Linked DNA regions of Homo sapiens: region 1 is linked to region 2. The links are chromatin loops, found by intact Hi-C in ENCODE. Cell type or tissue: chondrocyte. All regions are shown on one strand. Each heading gives the region's core, and the rest is flanking DNA. Links, peaks and the distances in the headings are about the cores only. Region 1 overlaps SLC11A2 (solute carrier family 11 member 2). Region 2 holds the start of DIP2B (disco interacting protein 2 homolog B).

Evidence for each region. Hi-C counts contacts between places; a loop is a spot of excess contacts. Peaks named below come from ENCODE experiments on the same cell type or tissue, not always from the same donor. Only the 100,000 strongest peaks of a DNase experiment are listed, where the experiment ranks them.
Region 1: it touches region 2 in a loop (4-fold over the local background); 8 of 110 quality-filtered maps call a loop at or near these places.

What each region holds. Positions count from the first base shown.
Region 1 is chr12:50,983,651-50,991,985 of GRCh38, reverse strand. SLC11A2 (solute carrier family 11 member 2) reads left to right here. Exons shown (of 16, transcript NM_000617.3): 14 at 314-387; 15 at 1,038-1,191; 16 at 3,551-5,994. The coding sequence ends at 3,661. Among named protein-coding and RNA genes, the nearest start is that of HIGD1C, 35 kb to the right of the region's middle. In chondrocyte, for the core only: CTCF peaks have their summits at 4,630, 4,836 and 6,537; no DNase peak of the experiment used is centred there.
Region 2 is chr12:50,500,709-50,509,043 of GRCh38, reverse strand. DIP2B (disco interacting protein 2 homolog B) reads right to left here and starts at 4,059. Exons shown (of 38, transcript NM_173602.3): 1 at 3,804-4,059. The coding sequence starts at 3,903. RefSeq lists a silencer at 3,647-3,756. In chondrocyte, for the core only: CTCF peaks have their summits at 3,964 and 4,166 (motif pointing left); a DNase peak (open chromatin) is centred at 4,063.

The sequences.
Region 1 (8,335 bases), core at 160-8,159, 480 kb before region 2:
TATGAACTTTACTTACATATGGGACACAAAATTGTAGTTCATTAATGCAAGCAAACATTAAATGAACATATAGGACACTGTGCTAGGTCCTGTGGAGGTTAAGAAGACAAGTCACATACAAAGGTTTGTATGCTAGGTTAATGACAGCTCTGCAGAATTCAGCATAATGCCCAAGCATGTTGGGATGATAGGAATAATTATTTCTCATGGAGTAGTTGAGGCAGCATTTATGTTTCCCTTTCATTAATTGTGCTGTTCTCTAGGGTGATACAAGGACCCATAGTAATCCCATCTGATCTTCTTTCTTTTCCAGCTTCCCTTTGCTCTCATACCCATCCTCACATTTACGAGCTTGCGGCCAGTAATGAGTGACTTTGCCAATGGACTGTGAGTGTACTCCTCTTCGTTCCCAAAGGGGATGCTGATATGGGGAAAGGGTATCTTCATGCAGTAGGCCAGTCAGACGTGAGACACAGAGGGAAGCGATATGCTTTGAGAGGTGATTGCTAGCTGCTTCCTCTTTGGCTTAGAGAATGGAAACTGTGAATATAGTAAAGGAAGAGAAAGCACGTCTTTCATATGAAGGGGAGAGAAAGTTCAGCTTTTACAGCATAACTCTTCAGCTTCAGCCACTGAAGTTTGAGGCACCTTAATTCTTTGTTAAATGATCTTAACAAAAAAGGCATAAGTTAGTACCTTTTATATATATCTTTAAAGGATATGAGGTATCTGAAGTGACTTGTTGCATTTTTGGGAACGTTAATAAAATGGCTCATTGCGTTTCTAGGCCTTGTTGCATCTCTAGGGACTTAAATATTAGGGATTATTTGTTGGTGTCTTTTCCCCCCTCTTTCTCCCTGTCTACCAGTATCTAACTTTGGGTGATTTAACTTAGACTTATGAAGAATCATTTTTTTTCAAATTAAGAACAATTTTTCCATTCATTTTGAACTGCCTCTAATTCCCATCCTGTTTCCTTTTCTGTCTGTGGCCAAGTTGGATTATTCCATCAGTGACTGTGCTGATTTCTTTTACAGAGGCTGGCGGATTGCAGGAGGAATCTTGGTCCTTATCATCTGTTCCATCAATATGTACTTTGTAGTGGTTTATGTCCGGGACCTAGGGCATGTGGCATTATATGTGGTGGCTGCTGTGGTCAGCGTGGCTTATCTGGGCTTTGTGTTCTACTTGGTAAGTCTAGCCTGGAAGAGCAGGGGCATAGGTATCAGGGATGGTTGAGGTGGGGTTCACTGACATTCAGAAATGAACAGACCCAGGCTGGGCACAGTGGCTCATGCCTATAATCCCAGTACTTTGGGAGGCTGAGGCGGGAGGATTGCTTGAATCCAGGAGTTAGAGACCAATCTGGGCAACATAGTAAGACTCCATCTCTACAAAAAAAGAGAAATGAACAGACCCAAAAGAGCACATAACAATCTACCTCCAGGTGATCGAGACAATGTATATGGAATTGTCAAATCAGCTGTTTACAAAATAATATTTCTAACCATAAAATTCACTTTGGTTACTAAGATTTGTCATTTTTCAATTTCTGTCACTTCTGTAGTTTCCATTCTTAGTAATTCCTAACAAGAGAGTATAGTATGTTTGAGGAACTAAAAGAAGGGTAGCAGTACAGAGAGTGGAGAACGGTACAAAACAGAGGTGGAGAATAGGGCATGCAGTGTGATTTAGAGATTCGGGGTGGGACACATGTGGCACACAGCCCCACTCAGCTCCATCACTTACTAGCTGTCCAAGGAAATAATTAAATAGTGATAGTCTCCCCTTGACTCTCTCATTCTAGAGTCATTTTTTAAAAATCATGGTTATAAAACTATAGCTACATGAAAAAGGTATGTAAAATTTATATTTCAATTATAAAAAATTTTTTAAGAAGTCTAGAATTATATAAAAATGGCAATATAGTTGTTGTAGGAAGCTAGGATTATAGATATATTCTTCTCTATTTTCCAAATCTTCTTTAGCATTGCTTATATTAATGAAAAACAGCCAAAATAACAACAGATCCATTTCCCTGTTCTATACAGGTTTCTTTGAAAAGACACAGGGGTTAGGGATAAGGAATAGTAGAATTTATACCATTTTTGCTGCAGAGAATGGCTACAGATGGAGGCTGGAAACCTGCTGTTAATCTCTAGAACACTTCCCCACACCAGTGTGCCACACATTAGATACTTTATTAAGAAAATCACTTCAGTAAATGTTGAAAAATTATTTCCTAGATCTCTTCTTTTTTTCTTCCCAATAAACTTTGTGCACACAAAGACTGTACTGACCCTATGATCTAGGAACTTAACTTCAAGGAAAACCAAGTAACTGAATGTGTCCTTGACAGGAATTGTTTTTAAAAATTCACTATAGAAGTTAGGGGGATCCTTTCAGAATGCAAATTGGATATGAAGATGCCAGTTTGTCCTCAGTCAGCCTAAGGCTAATGAGCTTGTTGAAGACCCATTATTATTATTATTTTTGAGACAGAGTTTTTCTCTATCGCCCAAGCTAGGGTATAGTGGCATGATCTTAGCTCACTGCAACCTCTGCCTCCTGGGTTCAAGTGATTCGCCTGCCTTAGCCTCCTGAGTAGTTGGGACTACAGCCATGTGCTAACCATGCCTGGCTAATTTTTGTATTTTTAGTAGAGATGGGGTTTTGCCATGTTGGCCAGGCTGGTCTCAAACTCTTGACCTCAGGTGATCCACCTGCCTCAGCCTCCTGAAGTGTTGGGATTACAGGCATGAGCCACCGTGTCTGGCTTGAAGACCCATTTTGAGAGGAGAGGGCTGATTCTAGAGTGGGTTACTGTTGTTTAACTTCAAAACAGGAACTTCATAGAGCAGCTTAGGAGACTACACCAATTGTATTAGTCTGTTAGTCATTCTTATCATGGGGAGGACTGAGGAAAAGTGGACTTCCGAGAACTTACAGTTGGGTAAAAGAAACAAACAACAGGCTGGACGAGGTGGCTCACGCTTGTAATTTCAGTGCTTTGGGAGGCCGAGCCAGGAGGATTGCTTGAGGTTAGGAGTTTCAGACCAGCTTGAGAAATATAGCAAGACACCTTGTCTCTACAAAAAAAAATAAATTAGCTGGGCATGGTGGTGTGCGTCTGTAATCCTGGCAACTCAGGAGGCTGAGGAGAGAGGATTGCTTGAGCCCAGGAATTCGAGGCTTCAGTGAGCTATGATTGCACCACTATACTCCAGCCTGAGCAATAGAGGGAGACCTTGTCTCTAAAATGTAAAATAATAATAAAGATTTTAAAAAAAAGGAAAACCACAGACACAAAGCAGTAAGAACAGAGAAATTCAATATTTAAAATAGTATGGACAAACTTTGTTGAGGAAGGCAGCTGATTTTTTGAAGGGGGAGTGGGGTTGAGAGAATGACTTGTGCAACCCTTGGTGGTAGAAGATGGGCACAGCTGGATGTTCAAGGAAGGGAGCAGGTTTGCATTTGAGAAGTGCTGTGTGAGCAGTCATGGCTCTTCAAAGAGCCTGGTGAGTGATGACCATATTTTGTCTTTCAGGGTTGGCAATGTTTGATTGCACTGGGCATGTCCTTCCTGGACTGTGGGCATACGGTAAGCATCTCTAAAGGCCTGCTGACAGAAGAAGCCACCCGTGGCTACGTTAAATAACACTGGATTAGTCTGTCTTCTGCAGGTAGCCATCAGAGCCAGTGTGTTTCTATGGTTTACTGTGTGAACATAGCCAAAAGTATGTGCCGTTGCACAGACTGTGTTTATGACTCAACCGTTGGTTGGAAAAGACTTTGTTTCATGTGTATTTGAAAGATGGAATTATTTTTTCCTTCCTGACCTAACCTTAGAACTGGATTAGGGTGGGATCTTTGAAAAGCTGACATTTGCTGCTATCATTCCAACACTAAATTCTTAAGTAGTTGCCCAAGGGCCAGCTCAGTTTATCCTTCGGAGAGACAAGGATATGCATGATTCTTAACCAGGCTATATGTTAAAAAAAAATTGGAAAATGCAATACATTTTTTATTATACAAACTACAGAATGAGTATGCAAGTTTTATTTATCAAAATGTAATGGATTTTTAAAGGCTGAGAAATTTTCCTTATACCTACCTTTTCAGTTATTTTAATTATACCAAATTATCAACTAGAATAGCTTCATCCATATGAAATATAAAATGAAGAGACACCTAGCTCTATCAGGCTTAGGATTCTTTGAACTTATTTCCACTTTAATTTCTCAGTGGAAGTTAAGAGGGGTGAGAAAACAAAGAAGGGGAAAAACTGACAACTAACAAAACCAGCACCACATCGCTAGGTGGTGCTTACTAATTACCTTCTCAGGATTTTCCTCAGATTGAAAAGCTTATGAGGATTTCTTGGGAGTCTTAATAACCTGCCTGTTAGTACAGAGCTTTCCTGATGATATTTACTCTTGAGCACATGTGGTTGTAAAACCTTAACTTTCTTTCTCCAGGAGGGTGGTGATAGAAACAGATGGTAGTATTTATGAACTGATGTTCTCGTGAAATGTTGAGGGTGGGGAGAAAAGACTTTAAGGGAGGAGAGCCATCTATTTTGTTCCTAAAGCCACCTCTCAGCAGAATCGTCATGTTTTTCTGATGCACCGCTCTGCTTCATGCCCAAGATGACTTGCGAGGCAATCTCAGGAGCTGTGGACTTAACCGTTGCAAAGCACACTGTCTTTCTCAGCGTTCTCTGCAAGTCAGTAGGTGTTAGTATGGTTGCAAAGTTCACTGTCTCAGCAAAGTTGAACTGGGCTACCTCTCTACAGCTGTTTCCTCAGAGGGAAAAATCTTGAGACCAGATGGTGGAGCTCTGGAGTCAGAGGAAATGGGTGTCTTCAGCACAAAGCTGCTGCTTTTACTTCAGCCACTTCTGACATTTTTACATACCGAGCCTGAGATTGTGTGATTATCTCAAATCAAATCACTTTGATGGAGATAAATAATCAAAACTGTTTTATAGTCATTGATTTGGTGAGAACAGTAATGGAAAATGGTGTTGAAGGACTTCTCATTTTTGGAGCTTTCCTTCCAGAGTCCTGGCTGATTGGTGTTCGCTGTTCATCTGAGCCCCCAAAAGCATTATTACTGATACTTGCACACAGTCAAAAGCGCAGACTGGATGGATGGTCTTTTATAAGGCATTTAAGGGTACACTACTGTGTTTCACTGACCATACATTTTTCTTAGCCCCTCAAGTAATATAGCACAGAGTTATGAATGACAATTCCCCTAACCATTCCTCTTCATATCTGCCTCTTCCCCTTACCATCGTAATTCTCCAAACTGGTCATAAAGGCACTCTGTGAAGATATTGGGGACTGACATCTTAAGCTCTCACCTGGCTGCAGTAGGAAAGGCCAAACTGACGACAAAAAAAAAATTCTTTATAAAGATGATATGGTAACATGTATCTTTGCCCTGGGTCTGGGTGGGTCCAGTCAGTCTCAGATTTACAAGCATTTAGGAGCCTAGGTAAAAGCTGCTAGTATTCTTTTAAAAGTTATATTTATGACTTGCAATGATAGAAAACTCCTTCCAATTAAATGGCATTTTATAATATTATGTGTGTACTTCACAGTGTTAAAAATACCCTCATACGTTATTGCATTTGATCTTCACAGAAAGTGCATTTTAACCAGTACTCTGGGTGCAATAAATAATATGTAGAAATTTAAGTCCTCCAATTCCAGCATATCCAGTGAGTTTTGACAGTGTGTTTATGTGGAATGTTTAAGGATATACAATTGTACTTTATATAAATTGGTTCTTGTTCTTCTTAAATGTGACATGAAATAATTGTGCTGCTACATTATACTGGAAATTAACAGGGGAAAAGGGAAGAGCTCTTGGCTCCCTTGAGGTTCTGCTAGTGGTGTTAGGAGTGGTTACAACTGAGCTTTTAGTAACCATTTAACCGTATGTAAACTTGGTTTCTAATTAAAAAAAAATTTCTTTTTCCAATTTGGTTTCCTGGGTATTTTTTTAACCTTGAAATAATTTATTAATAGGGTTACAACAACTTTGATACAAAAAATACTGAAACAGCAACTACCACCTGGAATGGCACACTAAGTCCACACTGTTAGGATTTTCTCCTTAGAAAGGATAGAGAAATAAATGGATTTAGTCCTCAGAAAGCTTGGATTAATTGCAGATACCAGGATATTAATTTCCATTTACCCACTTAGTCAAATAGTTTTACCATAGCTAAAGGTCACATCATTACCATGTTGAAACTTGGGAAAAAAATTTTATTCTGCTTTTCTCTAAGCTGACTATTTTCTACCTGTAGCTTATTTCACTGTTTCACTTTTACATTCTATATGTGCTGCCAATGAAAAATTAGTATTTGAAGAGAAACCAAACTCATTTAGCTTAAAGACCAAGGAGCATTTTGGCAGACCTGATATAAATGGAAATATTGACACCATTTATTAAAAACAAAGGCAGAGCTCAGGCACAGTGAACTTTACTAGGCACATGACAGGAAAACTTGAGTCAGCACTTGATTTGTCCCAGGAGTGTCACCAGAACTTCATTTTCCCTTTCTCTGTTGCAAGGCTTCCCTGTGAGTAACACAGTGGAATTCATCTAGGAAGAATTTTGTTCTCCATGTTGTCCTTCCTCATTTAGTGCTCTCTCTTTACTTTGGATTTAATTTCAGAACTAAAATAGGATTCAAAACAATGTGAGGATCCTGTTTTGAAACATTTCCTTTAGCTCTGCCCTCTGGAATACCTTCTGCTCCTTCATTGGTAGGACCAATGAATCTAAATCTGTCAGCTTCTCTAAGTCCCTTAGCTTATGAATTTAAAAATGGCTAACTCAGTACTGTGTTCTAAGGCCTGGCCTGAACAGTTGTATTATCTCATTTAATCCTTGTAACAACAAGAGGATCAGCCTCTATGTAGATGAGTCAACTGGAAGGCCAAAAGTAACTTGCCCACATTTACATTACTAATGAAATGTGCAGTTGGCATTTGAACTCGCATAGCTTAACTCCAGAACCCATGTTTTCATTCCCAAACTATCCTGTGTAATATATAGTATACCCTTCATGTTGGGTTGTCACCAAGCTTTGTTGTTTAGCAGCACAAGGAACATAACACACTGAAGCATTTGTTTCATACTCTGATTAGTGCTAGAATATGCATTAGGCAGAAGTTGCCAACTGGTAGATTTTGGTCCCTGTGCAGAATTTTTAAAAGTAAGTTTGAATGCTTTTGGCAAGTGTAGAGAATGGACAGGGCCCTCTATGGTCCTATCCCAGCAATAGCCAAGAGTTACTAGTTAATAAGTTCACTCATTTGCATTAGCTCTCTGCCCCCGGAAGTATTTTAGCCTATTTCCAGGCCATTTAGTCTCATTTCTCAATGTCTCAGAACAATATAACAAACATCTCCAATGAAAGTGGTCTATCAACTAAGTCATCTAAGTGACACTCTGTGGGCATCACAGGACCAATACTGCAACCCTTGCTTACTACGTATTGAAGAAGTCTACCACCATTGCTCACTTGGGAAAGGCTTCAATGAATTGTCAATATATTTAATTGCTGTTATTTACTTAAGCCTAAATTAAGCAAGCTGATGTCTGAAGAGCTGTTTCCATGTCCTAAAGCCAGTGTAATACAGTGTTTTCCTAGCCCACTAGTTGGAAATAGTTTTATCCTGGGCATCATTTGGTCTAATCTGTCTTCACACAGTCATCACTGCAAGCCTGTGAGGTTATACACTGCAGTTTGTAATGTGTTAAATATATGTGTCGAAGACTCACATGAGATAGTATATTGGTGTACTTGGCATTTTCTTTTTTTTTTTTTCTGAGATGGAGTCGAGCTTTGTCACCCAGGCTGGAGTGCAGTGCTATGATCTCGGCTCACTGCCACCTCTGCCTCCCAGGTTCAAGCAATTCTCCTGCCTCAGCCTCCCGAGTAGCTGGGATTACAGGTGCCCACCACCATGCCTGGATAATTTTTTTTTTTTAAGATGGAGTCTCACTCTGTTGCCCAGGCTGGAGTGCAGTGGTGCGATCTCAGCTCACTGCAACCTTCCCTTCCCAGGTTCAAGCAATTCTCCTGCCTCTGCCTCCCAAGTAACTGGGACTACAGGCACACACCACTAAGGCCAGCTAATTTTTGTATTTTTAGAGATGGGGATTCACCATGTTGGCCAGGCTGGTCTCAAACCCCTGACCTCATGATCCACCCACCTCAGCCTCCCTAAGTGCTGGGATTACAAACGTGAGCCACTGCACCTGGCTAATTTTTGTATTTTCAGTAAAGCCAGGGTTTTACCATGTT
Region 2 (8,335 bases), core at 212-8,211:
AGATTTCAGAGAGAGAATCAACACTGTGGTATAGAACTGTTTAGGGCCAGGTGCAGTGGCTTACACCTGTAATCCCAGCACTTCAGGAGGCCAAGGCAGGCAGATCATCTGAGGTCGGGAGATCGAGACCCACCTGACCAACATGGAGAAAACCCGTGTCTACTACAAAATTAGCCAGGCGTGGTGGCGCATGCCTGTAATCCCAGCTACTCAGAAAGGCTGAGGCAGGAGAATCACCTGAACCCGGGAGGCAGAGGTTGCAGTGAGCTGAGATCGCACCATTTCACTCCAGCCTGGGCAACAAGAGAAACTCCATCGCAAAAAAAAAAAAGGTAGCATTTCCTTAGAGAAAAAATTAGTTAACAGCTTGTGCAATGACAGCACAAATATTTAAATCATTCCAATGTCATCGTCACATGACAGCTTAGGATAACGACACTTATTAGGTATGCAGCTTTAGACAAAACAATCTTTCTGAGTACAAGTTTTCCCTTCTGTTAAGCCACAAAAAAGAAAGGGGCGGTGGGTGGTAACAATACCTATTCTATCTAGTGAAGTTTAGTAAAGCTCAAATGACAATGTACAAAAAGATCATTACACAAATATAATGTATTATTGGACAGATTTAAGCAAATTAATTCTCCCCATTAGTGCTACTTTATGTACATACACTTGACTAGACCATATACATAAGTCCAAACAACAGAGCTGTCAAGCATATAATAAAATATGTGGATCATTAAAAATTTCAGTCACAGAAATACTTGCAGAAACCTTCTACCTATTCAACTCGTCTATAGAAAAGCTCATCCTTATGTGGAAATTCAGTTTTTAAATGATTTCCAGGCAGTTTCAGCCTGTTCTTTTTGTGACAGAAGCAGGTTTTAACCAGGAAGCTGCCTGGTGACCTGCCTGAAGCACCAGACACATCACAGGGCTCTGCAACACGCTCTGCAGCAAAGAGCCCAAAGCAGGCACAAACCTGCATTTCAGCACAGAGTTGGCTGATCTATTACCAAAGCCTGCAGCTGAAAATACAGGCAAGCACAAAGAAAATTCTTTAACAGCATACAGCTCAGATTATTGCTATGATTAGGACCAATGACAGGCTGAACCTTAAAAAAAAAAAGAGAGAAAGAAAGAAAAAATGAAAATAGAGAAATGAGTGCACCAATGTCAGCAAGGCATGATAAACACACAGTTAAAAGCATCTTTAGCGGTGGCTCACGCCTGTAATCCTAACACTTTGGGAGGCTGAGGTTGGTGGATCATTTGAGGTCAGGAGTTTAAGATCAGCCTGGCCAACACGGTGAAACCCGGTCTCTACTATAAATACAAAAAAAATTAGCCCGGCAGTAGTGGCGCTTGCCTGTAATCCCAGCTACTGGGGAGGCTGAGGCAGGAGAACTGCTTGACCCTGGGAGGCGGAGGTTGCGGTAAGCTAAAATCGGGCAACAGTGTGAGACTCCATCTCAAAAAAAACAAACGAAAGAAAAGCATCTAAAACAAAAAAAGACAAAGTACTTATGTTAGAGCAGAGTAACTGTAGAGAAAATGCAAAACGAACAAACCTTAGCTCCAAATATGCTACAGGCATCACAAATAACACCATACTACACAGATATGGGGACTTTTGGATTATTTTAACTTCACTTGAATTCCTAATGTCTATCCACTTCTCCAGCCAACCATCCCCTGTACTTTAAGCAAGAAAGATGACCAATATGCTGACACTGCAGGCCCAAGTTTTTCAATTGTATTTTTTCCAGTCATCCATTGCTAAAACAAATGAAATACAAGAAGTGTAGTATATCTATAAGAAACAAATTCAAACCAAGTCAGATGCCAACCAAAATAATCCTTCATTGGAAAGCAAACCATGCACTTGTCCTTAAAATGTTTAAGCCTTGGCATTCACAATTTGTAGAAGTTTCACACCTTTCTGAAGGAGAGAGAGGTGAGCTAATCAGTGTGGGTCCTAGAAATAGTTCCTCAGAATGTTTCTAGACATTCTAGAGATGTCTAGAAACACCCAGAGATGTAAACAACAATCAGCTGGAAGCAGATATACCCAGAATAAGGAGCTTCCAGGATTTCCCTCTCCGTGTGAAAGCAATCAACTCCTATTTTTAATCTCCCTCTGACGCAAGCATCCAGGCAAACCTCTCTCTAATCAAAGCTAGATGATTTGTTACTTTCAAATAGCAGTTTTAAAAGTCAGATTTTAATGCAAGTCAACACAGATTTAATGTCAATGCTTTAGTCTAGGAGAAGAATGAGTTATCTTGAGAGACAGAATTGATGGTAATGCAAAAAGCTCCTCGATTTTCGAAGCGGGGGGAACTTAAGGTATAACTGGGCAGACAAACCCAGAGGATTCCTATCTTCTTAAACACTTCACAGAAACAAACTAATCTAATACCAGTGATTCCCGGGACTGGCCGAAGAATAACTTGAAAATTGGATTAATTGAAAAATAACATGTTGATAGTTAAGTACAGGTAAAAACAGCACTTTCCTACACATTGGGTTATTAAAAGGGTTATTAAAAATAATTATTTCCTTCAGTGCCCAACAGGATTTATAACATTCAACTCTATTTTTGGTTTTTCATTGTAAAGGATTCTCAGAGGGGAGGGAACCATAATGCCTTAATAAGTAAACAATAAGTAATGTTTAATAAGCTCCTGGGAGTTGGTCACATTCTTCTTTTCCAATCAAGAGTTTTTGATCCACTTGAAAAATGCTAGTGAAGAGGGCCTTCCACAAGGAACTCAGTAAGAATATGCAACTCTGGAGACACAATCAAAGTACTGGTATCAAGCTTGGAGAAAATGCTGCTTTTGTCTCAGGGGCAGCCAGTGATAAAAACAGGAACTTTACACAGAACTGATCACAACTGCCCCAGAAGCCTGATCACATGCCCACAACGGAGCACTGTGTTTCTCTCATTGTTGTACAAGGAGTTCTCTAATAACAGTGGCTTGATTTATCCCATTTTTTTTTTTTAATTCTGAAAATAAATCGAACCCTCCCTGTCCCAATCCATTGTCAAAAGAAAGAATGCCAGCCAGGATTTGCAAGTAAACGGTAGCCTCCTCTCCTTCCTTCATCAAAGACTCCAAAAGGTGACCAGATGCGGAAAATTCGGCCCGAATAACAGGCACCAGGAAAAAAAAAAACTTCTTATGACAAAGGTGGTCTAAAAGCAGCACCGTGTGTCTCTCTGGGTTAATGCCATTGCTTCTTATCTTCCTAGGACCCTAAATGGCTCACCCGCTTGTGTCTCACTCCTGTCACTGGGGAGGCATCGCGCATTGTTAAAGGAAAGAGAAGAAATGATGCTGCGGATTTCCCATGTGTCTCTTTTTGAAAGGGGGAAGGGGGGGCTGGAACAAGGCGTGGAGCCCTCCACGAAAAGGGGAGAGGAAAGGAGAAAGCTGTCAGCCACCCTCCTCGCAGCCCTACCCCTCACCCCACCTGGGCCAGACGCCTGGGCAGAAGCGGGAGGGCGCAGCTTTGTCTCGGGTTTTGGGGGGCAGGAAGCGCAGAAGCAGTGTGGGCCCGGGAGGACCTTTCCACAAGCCCTTACTTAGTCCCCTCCATGGGAAAACAATGAAAGCCACAGGAAACCACTTAATGGGGTGGGAGAGGAGGGAAAACGGTCGTGGAGCGCCAGGCCAGGTTCTCTACACCCTCGTCCCCCTCGCCGCACGGCCGCCAGAGCGCGCGGCGGGGACCTGTCTCCCAAGTCGCCGCGATCCGCAGGGCCCCGGGCGCCCTCTCCCCGGCCCGGCTCCTACCCTCCGAGAGCTCCAGCTCCAGCTCCGCCAGCTGCGCCCGCACTTCAGGCGGCAGCGCCGCCACCGCGGCCGGCGACGGCTCCAGGCCTCGTTCCGCCATCCCAGCTCCGCCAGCCACACTCCGGAAGACAAGAGAGGGGGCCGAAGGAGGGACGGACAGACACGGGCCCACACCCGGCTACAGGATCCGGCTCCGGCCGCCGAGCACCACCAGCACCGCCGCCGCCGCCGCCGCCGCCATGAGCAAAGGTCACGTGAGCGCGACGGCCCCCGCCCCCCGGCCAGGAGGACGCACCGCCTCTCCAGCCCAGTCAGGCTGAAGACGCATATGCTTACGGCGCCCTCTACTGGGAAGCTACCAGAACGACGGGCCCAAGCCCACCACTCGAATTTCCCTGCGCGAAATGGGCTCATGGTATGGACTGTCGGCTTTACCACAGTAGTGTGGACACATAGCATTTACCTTTCACTCTCGAGCAAGTTTTTAGGGGTCCCAGGCCTTACTTTTTCCAATACTAGACTTAGCAATGTATGTCTATCGTGTCCTTTACTCCATTTTCCCTGATTAATACCTGCCCATTTATAAAAACCTAATCACAGGCCACCTCCTTCGCTGTGGCTCCTGGTCCTATCTGCCAGGAGCTCTGTTTCCGTTTCAGTTTTAGCTTTTAAAAAGACAGGCGCGGTGGCTCTCGCCTGTAATCCTAGCACTTTGGGAGGCTGAGGCTGGTGGATCACCTGAGGTTAAGAGTACCAGGCTAGCCGACCGGGCGCGGTGGCTCACGCCTGTAATCCCAGCACTTTGGGAGGCCGAGACGGGTGGATCACGAAGTCAGGAGATCGAGACCATCCTGGCTGACACGGTGAAACCCCGTCTCTACTAAAAGTACAAAAAATTAGCCGGGCGTGGTGGCGGGCGCCTGTAGTCCCAGCTACTCGGGAGGCTGAGGCAGGAGAATGGCGTGAACCCGGGAGGCGGAGCTTGCAGTGAGCCAAGATCACGCCACTGCACTCCAGCCTGAGCGTGAGCGCGAGACTCCGACTCAAAAAAAAAAAAAAAAGAGTACTAGGCCAGCCTGGCCAACATGGTGAAACCCCGTCTCCAATAAAAATACAAAAATTAGCCGGGCGTGGTGGCGGATGCCTGTACTCCTAGCTACTCAAGAGGCTGAGGCAGGAGAATCACTTGAACCCAGGAGGCAGAGGTTACAGTAAGCTGAGATCGCGTCATTGCACTCCAGCCCGGGCAAGAGAGCAAACACTCCGTCTAAAGAAAAGAAAAAGACAATAGAGAGCAGGTCCACTTCTTTCTTTCTATACTTCTAACTACTTACAAGGAGGGAACTTACTTTAACTCATCCTCCTCACTCTGTGGCCTAATAGGTGTTCCAAAAACATTAATTTTAATTTAATATGAAGAGGGTCCAAGGCTAGGTGCAGTGGCTCACACCTATGATCCCAGCACTTTGGGAGGCCAAGGTGGGCGGATCACCTGAGGTCAAGAGTTCGAGACCAGCCTGGCCAACATGGCGAAACCCCGTCTCTACTAAAAACACAAAAATTAGCCGGGAGTAGTGGCACATGCCTGTAATCCCAGCTACCTGGGGGAGCTGAGGTAGGAACGTCGCTTGAACCCGGGAGGCCAAGGTTACAGTGAGCTGAGAACATGGCGGCTGCGCTCCAGCCTGGGCAACGCAGTGAAACTGTTTCAAAAAAAAAAAAAAAAGTCAAGGCCGGGCGTGGTCGCTCACATCTGTAATCCCAGCACTTTGGGAGGCCGAGGCAGGCAGATCACCTGAGGTCAGGAGTTGGAGATCAGCCTGACCAGTATGGTGAAACCCCGCGTCTACTAAAAATACAAAAATTAGCTGGGCATGGTGGCATGTGCCTGTAATCCCAGCTACTCGGGAGGCTGAGACAGGAGAATCGCTTGAACCCGGGAAGTGGAGGTTGCGGTAAGCCCAGATTGCACCACTGCATTCCAGCCTGGGCAACAAGAGCGAAACTCCGTCTCAAAAAAAAAAAAAAAAAAAAAGGAAAAACTGGATGAAGCATACACAGGAATTATCTGTACTATCTTTGCAACTTTTCAGTAAATTTAAAACCATTCTAAAGTAAAACATTTATTTAAAATTATAGAAGCTTAGAACAAACTTGAGAGATCCTCCTACCTCAGCCTCTCAAAGTGCTGGGATTACAGGCATAAGCCACCTCATCCAGCCTTTACTGCATTCTTCCACCAAATTATTCTACCTTTTTGCTAGATTATTCCTTATATTCTCTTTATTTCTAATTGTTTATTCTTTACCTTAATCTTTTTGTCTAGATATTATTGTTGTACCAGCCTTTTTAATTACTACTTGCTGACTTTTTTTAGTCTTTTATTTTCAACTTTTGTCTGTGACTCTGGTTGTAACAAATTAATTAAATCCATTTAAGTTCATTTAATATAATTACTGATATATTAGGACTTATTTCTTCATTCTTGTTAAATGTTTTCTGTTTATCAATCTCTGTCTTTGCTTTCTTCCCCCCCTTTTTCTCCTATTGTTGAATTAGTAAAGTGTTAGATAGTACTTCTTTGTTCTTCTGGTTTGGAAGGTACAGATTATACTGCTATTCTTTCTGTGACTATTTTAAAAGTTTAACATTAAATTTTTCTCCGAGGCCAGGTGTGGTGGCTCATGCTTTTGGAGAAAAACTTTTAAAAATTAACAAACAAAAATATACTATGTTTATACTGTGTCACCGTTTTTTTTTTTTTTAGACAGAGTCTCGCTCTGTCACCCAGGCTAGAGTGCAGTGGCGCAATTTCAGCTTACTACAACCTCTGCCTCCCGGGTTCAAGCGGTTTTCCTGCCTCAGCCTCCCAAGTAGCTGTGATTACAGGCACCGGCCACCATGCCCGGCTAATTTTTGTATTTTTAGTATTTTTAGTAGAAATGTGGTTTCACCATGTTGGCCAGGCTGGTCTCGAACTCCTGACCTCAAGTGATCCACTGGCCTCAGCCTCCCAAACTTCTGGGATTACAGGCGTGAGCCACCGCACCAGCACCTTTACCAGTGCTGTTTATTTCTTCGTGTGAACTCAGGCTATTGTCTAATAATCTTTCATTTCAGGCTGAATGGCTCACATTGCGGGGCAAGTGACAAATTCAGTTGTTGTTTATCTAGGAATGTCTGCATTCTCCATCATTTTTCTTTTTTTCTTTTTTTTTCTTTTTTTTTTTTTTTTTTTTTTTTGAGACGGGGTCTTGCCCTGTCACTCAGGCTGGGGTGCAGTGGCACCATGTTGGCTTGCTGCAACTTCAATCTCCTGGGCTTAAGTAATCCTCCCACCTCAGCCTCCCAAGTATCTGGGATTATAAATTCATGCCTCTACACTCGGCTGATTTTTTACTTTTTTGTAGACATGAGGTCTCACTGTGTTGCCCAGGCTGGTCTCAAACTCGGGCTCAAGTGATCCTCTCCTCGGCCTCTCAAAGTGCTGAGATTACAGGCATGAGCCACCACACCTGGCCTCTCCTTCATTTTTGAGGTATAGTTTTGTGGATATGGAATTGTTGGTTGACAATTTTTTTTAGCATTTTGAATGTCTTTCCACTGCCTTCTGGGCTCCATGGTTTCTTTTTTATTATTATTATTTTTGAGATGGAGTTTCGCTCCTGTTGCCCAGGCTAGAGTGCAATGGCAAGATCTCGGCTCACTGCAACCTCTGCCTCCCAGGTTCAAGTAATTCTCCTGCCTCAGCCTCCCGAGTAGCTGGGATTACAGGCATGCCCCACCACGCCTGGCTAATATTGTATTTTTAGTAGAGATGGGTTTTCTCCATGTTGGTCAGGCTGGTCTCAAACTCCCAACCTCAGGTGATACACCAACCTCGGCCTCCCAAAGTGCTGGGATTATAGGCGTGAGCCACCATGCCCAGCTGGGCTCCATGGTTTCTGATGAGAAGTCAGTTATTAATTTTGCTGAGGATCCCTTATACATGATGAGTTGCCTTTTTTTTTTTTTTTTTTTTGCTGTATTCAATGTTCTCTCTTTGTTTTTGTCTTTTGGCAGTTTGACCATAATGTGCCTAGGTGTGGATCTCTTTGAGTTTATTCTTCTTGGAGTTAACTGACCTTGAATGTGCACATTAATATTCTTTATCAAATTTGAGAAGTTTTCAGGGATTATTTCTTCAAATAAGCATTTTTTTTCCTTTAGAGACAGAGTCTCACTGTCAGCCAGTCTTCAGTGCAGTGGCACAATCATAGCTCACTGCAGCCTCAACCTCCCGGACTCAAGCCTGACTAATGTTTTTACTTTTTGTGGGGACAGGGGTCTCCCTATGTTGCCCAAGCTGTTCTCAAACTCTTGGGCTTAAGCAATCCTCCCACCTTGGCCTCTCAAGGTGCTAGGATTACAAATATGAACCACTCTGCCCAGCCTCTAAACACTGTTTTAAATACAAAGAAATAGTTCTTGTTTCTGCATGTCATAGCTTTGTAAGTTTACCTTTTTCTATTTTATCTAATATTGATGTATAC